Linked DNA regions of Homo sapiens: region 2 is linked to region 1. Evidence: chromatin contacts called from ENCODE Hi-C or POLR2A ChIA-PET data. All regions are on one chromosome and are shown on one strand. The core of a region is the stretch at or near the end of the contact, and the rest is flanking DNA. Distances in the headings are between cores, read along the strand shown.

Region 1 (4,422 bases), core at 571-3,070:
TTTTCTTGTTATTTTAAAAATCTTGCTCCCAGGCCCATCACTGGATCTCCTATAGTCTCTTAGGTCTACTCAGTATGTTTATAGAACTTCTAGGTTTTTTCAGACACAGTGGGGATCTAGGAAGATGAAAATGACCATTGCCCTGTTAACAAGGAGCTTTTGAGTAGCTGGAAAGAGAATTCAGGTATCCAAATATTTATAACCCACGAAATAATGTCCCGAGTGCCATAGGGATGTATAGATGGTGTGCTATACTGCAGAGTGTTGTCACTCATTGAGGTTTCTGGTTACTAAAATACTTTGAGGCCCCGAAGAGAGAAACAATAAAGACTGTGGATGATTACATCCTACAAACTGTAACAAAGTGGCTTCCCTCTTTACAGCCTCATGTATTATCTTTGATGATGATGGGCATTAGGGGATGAAAAAGGGGCCGTGCCAGGCAATGCAGTCTTTCTCAACTTGATCAGTCACAGTGCCCACTCTAACCATTGTCAAGCAAAAGGACCACATCAGAAGCCATTAGCCTCACTGCATCTCCCCACCCCCTCAGCCCGTTTGCTGTAATTGTCCCATTTGACTTCGTTTAATAACAAATGGGTAAAGAAATTCCATGCTTGACACATGTGGAGTTGCATGTGTGTGTGACCCATCAGACAGCTTCAGGGCACAAGTATACTGCCCAGCCTATCTTTTGCTTCTGCTCATACTAATCATTAACATGTGTCACTTTAGGCTGGGCATGGTGGCTCACGCCTGCAATCCTAACACTTTGGGAGGCCGAGGCGGGTGGATTGCCTGACCTCAGGAGTTTGAGACCAGCCTGGGCAACAGGGTGAAACCCTGTCTCTACTAAAATACAAAAAATTAGCCGGGCATGGTGGTGTGTGCCTGCAGTCCCAGCTACTTGGGAGGGTGAGGTAGGAGAATTGCTTGAACCCGGGAGGCTGAGGTTGCAGTGAGCCAAGATTGCATCACTGCACTCCAGCCTGGGTGACAGAGTGAGACTCCAACTCCAAAAAAAAAGAAAAAAAGAAAAAAAAGTCACTTTATTCATTAAGTACCATTAGTGACTCTCAGTTGCTACAAGGATAAAGTTTGTTCTTACCCTGATTGACCCTAGTCTCATTGACCCTTTACCATTCTCATGCTTTGTGAAATCATCCCACACCCTGTGATCTAACCCCGGCTGACTCATGGACTAACTCATCATGGCTCACATCAGCCTGGACTCCTCCCCTTGGAGGAGGAGTCAGTGCACATTCTATGCATTTTTTCCAGACTTAAATCAGATGCCATCTCTTCTGTGAAGGCACCGATGAGTGTCACCCATCTTGAAGTCCGAATTAAAAGTGCCTTCTGCCCTCCTATGACACGTTGCATCTTTATTTTTTCCTTTTAGCATTTGCTTCATTTTGCTTTGTGTTGTGGTTGTTTGCCTGACTCTCCACCCAGTCTTGACAGTGAGATCTTTGAGAGCACAGTCTATATCTTCCTTGTATCTTTATCCCTCGTTGGAGCCTAACATAAACTGTTGCATGTGGTAAGTTTTCACTGAGGGTTTATTGATTGAAGGACATGCCATAAGCCACAGTTCACCTTGCTTTGTGACCCAGACAGAAGAGGTGTCTCAGTGGCTGATAGTTGTAACTGGAGGTGACAGGGGGCTCTGATGTGTTCTAAGCAAAGACAGCCCTGTTTCCCTATTGGCCGTGATTATGCCCTCCTATCTAGAATAGGAAAAGGGTGATTTGATTTTGAGCAATAAGCAACCTGACTCTAATTGTCTACCTTAAATGCCTTCCATTGTTCTGCTTAAGGTGATTTTCTACCAGCATGAAATGTTCTCCTTCCCAGACAGTTGATGGAGGAGCTGAGTCATGCCTGACTATACTTAATAAGACAGAGGCAGCTAATGCCCCAGGGAGCTGCCTTCGAGGACAGCTTGACATTTCTGACTCCTCTGCTTTTTAAAAGTGGGTGTTGTGAGGGAAAGTTAAGCATGAAGGTAGCTTCGGAGTCTCCACTGGAAACAGGACTATATAGTGACACTCTCTAATTTAGACAGATGTGATCTACCCCGCTGCCTCTTGGCTGTGATATGTGCCTTCCGATGCTGGGAGGTGCTAATCAAGGATGTCATGTTTTTCATGAAAGAGTCTCACTTGCTTACTCACTTTGTTCTACTTTCTATTAATGAGTGCCCACCCACTTCCGTTCTTTTCTCTGAAAAACTGGCTTGATTTATATTTTTCAGAGTCAGGCTAGAAAATACTCTTGAAGTTAGCATGGATTATAAACCCATCATATTATAGAGATGGACAGGGTTACAGATCATCTGGTTTTACCTTCTTATACGTGATAAAACTGAATCCCAAAGCAGGAAAGTGACTTGGTCACAGTCAGCATTAAATTTCAGACTCTAGAGAGTGACAGATCTGCGTTAGAATCCCCGTCTCCTACTGACTTGCTGTGTAATTGTGTGGGTATCTTTTAACTTATCTATGCTTCATGCTCGTCATTTGTTAAATGAGGGCCATAATAAAGCTATCTGAAAGAGGCATTATGAAGAGTGAAAATGATAATAAATGTAAAACACTTAATACCTGGCGTATAGAAAACACTCACAATTAAGTGAATGGTACTGGTAGTTCCTATGGTGGTGGCAGTTTTATAATGGTGGTCACACTGGCAGAATTAGGACAAGAAACCAGGTCTTCTGACCCTATGTCTTTGTTCTCCATAGGGTATACTACAAGATGTATCTCAGGAACTATATTTAGCTATGAGGAAGTTTAAAGTGATCTGTCTGAAGATGAATTCCTATATTCAAAGAAAGGATCAGTAGCGAGTTTGCTGTAGCACAGAAGGAAAAGAAAACATGGTTTGAGATGTTTGTCAACATGAAGAATCAAATTGGGCGGAGTGTTTGAGGGAAGAAATTATATGTAAAATCTCCAAAATAAAAACCAAGGGGCTGAGTAAGACCTGAGAACCTGAGGTCAGTGGATAGAGGACTGACTCTGGAATCAGAAAAACTGCTGCCCAATAGCTCTGTGAGCTTCCCAATTCACTCTCTGAACCTCTCTTTCAAACCCCAAAATGGGGCAATATCCTCTATATCTGGGATCAAAGGATATAATATGTCTAAAACTTCCATCTAAACTATACATTACTATGGATTATGTCAACAATGTTGGATTTGCAGTCTTTGGTGGGATGTGGTGGAAGAAATAAGGCAATGATTTCTAAGTGATGCATTTGAAACATTTTCCTACCTCAAAGCATACGGAGATAAAAAGGTCTCTTACATCTTTTTTTCTTTCTTTCTTTTTTTGAGATGGCATCTCACTCTGTTGCCAGGCTGGAGTGCAGTGGTGCAATCTCAGCTCACTGCAACCTCTGCCTCCTGGGTTCAAGCGATTCTCCTGCCTCAGCCTCCTGAGTAGCTGGGACTACAGGCATGCGCCACCACGCCCAGCTAATTTTTGTATTTTTAGTAGAGATGGAGTTTCACCATGTTGGCCAGGTTGGTCTTGATCTCTTGACCTCGTGATCCGCCCGCCTGGGCCTCCCAAAGTGCTGGGATTACAGGCGTGAGCCACCATGCCCGGCCTACATCTTTCTAAGCAACCATCTTCATTATTCATTTTCCACTAGGCAGGGAATCACATGCAGCATTGGGAGTCCAAAAGTCCTCAGGGATGAGTGTCTTGGACTTGACAGTGTTGTCCTGGAATATATACCTGGACACACATGCACACACACACAAGATGTTTGTGTGTGTAGTTGTAGTTGTACCATGCAGTTCCTAAAAGCCCTCTTCAAATGACTGTGAGTTATTTTCCTGGTCTTTCATCTATTTTTCTAAATTTGATTTTTCTAGAATGTTTGTTTTCTTCACATATGAAAAGTACATTCTCTTGTTTTGCTTCCTTTGTTCTAGATTTTAGAGAAGTTGGTTTGTAGTTTTCTCTTTCCCAATAAACGTATGAGGCAAATGTTCTCAACCTTAGCACTATAGTAAGTCAATAAGCTCAACATAAAAGTACGTATAAAAATTTAACCCCTGACATACCAAGAGAAAAGAGAAACAAAGATTGATATAAGTCCAGTATAAACTCTTATTTTTGCAGTTGGTTTTATATGCAGAAGTAATGTTCATGATATGGTTATCAGAGAGACTTTTATCCTGCCTCTGCTACTAACCCAGTCTTTCACCTCAGGCATTCCCTAGCCCCTCTGGTGTCAGAGCCTGATCTGTATAATGTGTCATGGGGCTGGATGATTTTTGAATCCACCTTCCAGCTCTAACATGCAGTGGTTTTCTAAGATGCACGGTGGATTATAGGGGACTTCAGTGTTCAGAAACTTAGACCAGGATTTTATCTTAGCATTTACTCTTCCCAAGACCCTGCTTCT
Region 2 (4,304 bases), core at 1,385-3,884, 650 kb after region 1:
ATACATAAAATATTTTAAATATTATATTTATTAATACCTAAAATAAGATGTAAAGATATGTCTGCAAACAATAGCTGTGGCTGGGTGCGGTGGCTCATGCCTGTAATTCCAGCACTTGGGGAGGCCGAGGCAGGCAGAGCACCTGAGGTTAGGAGTTCGTGACCAGCCTGGCCAACGTGGTGAAATCCCGTCTCTACTGAAAATACAAAAATCAGCCAGGCGTGGTGGCACTCAACTGTAATCCCAGCTACTCGGGAGGCTGAGGCATGAGAATCGCTTGAACACGTGGGAGGCGGAGGTTTCAGTGAGCCAAGATTGTGCCACAGCACTCCAGCCTGGGTGACAGAGGGAGACTCTGTCTAAAAAAAAAAAAAAAAAAAAAAAAAAAAAATTGTTGTAACTAGTGCAGAACATAACCATTTCAAAGCATCTGTGATAATTAAAATGTGCTTTGAAAGTATTTGTGATTTATATGAGTAACAATGTTCAGACACAACTATTACTATTATTTTTTTCTATATTCATAAAGTAAATGCTATATATATATATATAAAATTATGTTTATTTTTATTTTTATTTTTTGAGATGGAGTCTCACTCTGTTGCCTAGGCTGAAGGGCAGTGACTAAATCATTTTTTTTTTTTTTTGAGACGCAGTTTTGCTCTTGTTGCCCAGGCTGGAGTGCAATGGTGAGATCTCGGCTCACTGCTCCCTCCACCTCCCAGTTTCAAGTGATTCTCCTGCCTCAGCCTCCCAAGTAGCTGGGATTATAGGCATGGGATTATAGGTGCCTGCCACCACACCTGGCTAATTTTTGTATTTTTAGTAGGGACTGTGTTTCTCCATGTTGGCCAGCCTGGTCTCGAGCTCCTGGCCTCAAGTGATCTGCCCACCTCTGCCTTTCAGAGTGCTGGGATTACTGGTGTGAGCCACTGCGTTCGGTCATAAATGCTATCTTTCATTTACAGGTTAATGGAACTAAAGATGTAACCCTTTCCCATCTACACGTATAGGCCCCTGAATTATATTGCTCCATAATCCCAGATTTTAAAACTCTGAGTCACCAGGGTACAAAACATATTATTTAATTCTATATTACTATAAAATATCAGAAAAGAAAAAGGAAATTAACTCTACTTTCAAAAAGGTCCACCAGGAGATGGAAACAAAAAAATTCATGAAAGCTAGGGAAAACAAAAATGAAAAGAAACAAATATAAAAAGCTAAACAGGGAAAACCCTATATCAGGTCATATTAACTTGAAATAAAGAACCACCTGTTGTTTCCTATTTTGTATTGCTTAACACATTTTTACCTGAATAGGACACTAGCTTCATTTTCTGATTCATGTGCAAATTACTTCAATTCTCCGGGCAACACTAACTCAACTATACTTTGAAGCCCAAAATATTTTTCTCATTTCCATTCACTTGTTTAAAGTCTGAAGTTACCATTTTATTTCTGTTTTCTTTTTTTCGTTTTTTGAGACAGAGTCTTGCTCTGTCACCCAAGCTGGAGTGCAGTGGCAAAATCTCAGCTCACTGCAACCTCCACATCCCGGGTTCTAGCGATTCTCCTGCCTCAGCCTACCAAGTAGCTGGGACTCCTGATCTCAAGTGATCTGCCTGCCTCAACCTTCCAAAGTGCTAGGATTACAGGCATGAGCTACCACGCCCTGACTTTTTTCTGGAAGAATAGTATCTACTATCTGACTGACTCTTTAACATTAGAAGATATTGACGGCCAGGCACTGTGGCTCATGCCCTTAATCCCAGCACTTTGGGAGGCCGAGGCAGGCAGATCATCTGAGGTTGGGAGTTTGAGACCAGCATGACCAACATGGTGAAACACCATCTCTACTAAAAATACAAAATTTGCTGGGTGTGGCGGCGCATGCCTGTGATCCTAGCTACTTGGGGGCTGAGGCAGGAGAATCACTTGAGCCCAGGAGGCGGAGGTTGCAGTTAGCTGAGATCACACCATTACACTCCAGCATGGGTCACAAGAGCGAAACTCCATCTCAAAAAAAAAAAAATTGATGATTGGCCTAGAATTTTTCTAAATAATGGTTTCTCTCACTCCTTCACACAACACTAAAAATGTCTTGCAAATAATAACAATAATAGTGCTCTATATTTGAATTCAATTACTATTAAATATTTGTACAACTCTTATTGCTTTAATTCTCCCATTTAATATTTTAGGTCAGTAAAGCAAGAAATGCTATTGGGTTAGGGTTCCAACAAGAAATAGGTGTCACCTTTGAAATAGGAAAATTTGAGGAGGGTTTTTTCAAAGGAAGACTATTTACAAAACTCTGGGTACAGGTAGATTATAATGGATGGCACAGCAGCCCACGGTGGCCTGAAAAGACAAGAAAGGAAGAGGTTTCCAAAAGTCAGAGAGTCACAGAGTTTCAGATGCCTTGAGAAAAGTAGTGACTTGGCCGGGTGCAGTGGCTCATGCCTGTAATCTCAGCACTTTGGGAGGCCGAGGCAGGTGGATCGCCTGAGGGTAGGAGTTTGTCACCAGCCTGGCCAGCAAAGCGAAACCCCGTCTCTACTAAAAATATAAAAATTAGCTGGGTGTGGTGGCACGCGCCTGTAATCCCAGCTCCTTGGGAAGCTGAGGCAGGAGAATCGCTTGAACCCGGGAGGCAGAGGTTGCAGTGAGCCAAGATCACGCCATTGCACTCCAGCCTGGGCAACAGAACGGGACACCATCTGAAAAAAAAAAAAAAAAAAGCAAAGCACAAAAAGAAAAGAAAAGTAGTGACTTTTCTTCAGGAGCATACTCCCGGGAAGAGGTCTTGCAAGGAGTGGCCAGGAGAAAATTATCCTGACCTCTCTCCTCCTCTTCCTCTATTCTGTCTTCCCCAAATTATCTATTGCTTGATCCACACCAAAGCCAGAGGGCACAGGAACATTTATATGTTCCAAAAAGATCAGCCTCCTAGGACTGAAAGTAGGGTGAGAAAAGGCAGCATACATCTGAGAGCAGAGGGAAGATAGCCAGCAAAATTATACACATTCTGTAGATTTAGGTCAAGAAACACTTTGCTCCAGAATATTGTTATTATACCACCTAATTGAAAGAGAAAAACTCCATAAGTCATAATCAGAAAAAACAGCTTTTCCTCCCATCCCCATGCATTCCAACCCACTCAGTGGTAGTTGTTGTTCCCTACCCCTTGAGTAAACCCAAAGGCAGGTATTAATGGCTCTACTGGCCACATCAAAATAATAAGAATCCCTATGGTTACTTGTACTAGAAAAATAACCATATAACAGTAATTCAAATAACCATTCTTATATGTGACCCCAAACCATGAATACTAATAAAGCTTCTCTTTTCCCTAGCTTGGACCCCATTCATCCTGGAAGGCTTCAGTGGGAAGGAGCTTGTGGCCAGTTTATATTCACAATCTCCCCTATCACAGTAGGCTGCCTTTTGTCTCCTCCAGAACTGGGGATGGAGATGCATGCAGAGAAGTAAAACAAAGTCTTACTTGACATAATATCATGACCTGTCTTTGTGCCCTCATGGCTTTGGTGAATGCTCAAAGCTGACTCATCTTGGAATGTTTCTGGGGGTCACATAACCCCCAGTGCGAATAGTAACATAGGCGTCCTTACCTCCAATAATACTCCTCTTCTGGCAGATCTGCTATGCCCCTCATCCTCACCCTACTCTCTCATCTTCTGCATTTGACACCACCATCAGCATCCTGATGAGTTTGCTTCCCCCATCAGCCCTGACAGAAAGCCCTTGGGGCAAGGTCCCTTTTATAATTGACCCAGGCTGACTCTCTCCACATGCTCTACATCTGCCCACAGAAAACCCACATCCTTGACTCTCATTACTGAAAGTGAAGCAGTTCTTGGTGCAGTCATCTCTTCAGTCTGGTATCAAGCCAATTCTCACAGCTTCTTGCCCTTTAGATTTCATAGACACTATTTTATTAGGTTCACCATGCTTCAATGGACATATTTTAAACTCGAAGTGTTTTTCTCAAAGCCCTTTCCCCATATGAAGGAGGAAGGAAAATGCCATTGTTTTTCAATAACTTGCTCCCAAGAAATTCTCCCTTCCTGAGCTATTCAATATGAATCCTTTTATTGGATTGAAGTTGGAAAAAACTAAGTTTGTAGCAACCTCCTTTGGAAGTACTACATAAGTCTAGCACCTCACTTTGGAATGCAAAACGAAATACTTCCCACATACTTTCTCTCTTTCTGTCTCTTTTTTACTCAGCCTTTTAAAGCCACAGCCAAAAACTGAGATAGAAAGCATCCCATTTTAAT

Evidence for each region. Hi-C counts contacts between places; a loop is a spot of excess contacts on that map. ChIA-PET counts read pairs that join two places held with the same protein, here RNA polymerase II (POLR2A).
Region 2: a loop to region 1 is called in a map of PC-9, with 6 times the contacts of the local background. The contact joins the promoter of OSTN-AS1 here to the enhancer-like site in region 1. A Hi-C loop is called at or near these places in 1 of 168 maps with a recorded cell type or tissue (PC-9). POLR2A ChIA-PET finds 5 or more read pairs at or near these places in 1 of 52 experiments (activated T-cell).

Annotation. Positions count from the first base shown.
Region 1 is chr3:190,584,796-190,589,217 of GRCh38, forward strand. All of the region lies in intron 3 of IL1RAP (interleukin 1 receptor accessory protein), which reads left to right. Among named protein-coding and RNA genes, the nearest start is that of IL1RAP, 73 kb to the left of the region's middle. RefSeq lists enhancers at 145-678, 679-1,212. Within about 2 kb of position 1,821, at least 6 of the 41 ENCODE cell types and tissues checked have a DNase peak (open chromatin) inside an H3K27ac peak, as active enhancers do; they include PC-9, where a contact is called at or near this core.
Region 2 is chr3:191,231,971-191,236,274 of GRCh38, forward strand. It overlaps OSTN-AS1 (OSTN antisense RNA 1), which reads right to left and starts at 2,635. Exons shown (of 6, transcript NR_133663.1): 1 at 2,602-2,635. All of the region lies in intron 3 of OSTN (osteocrin), which reads left to right.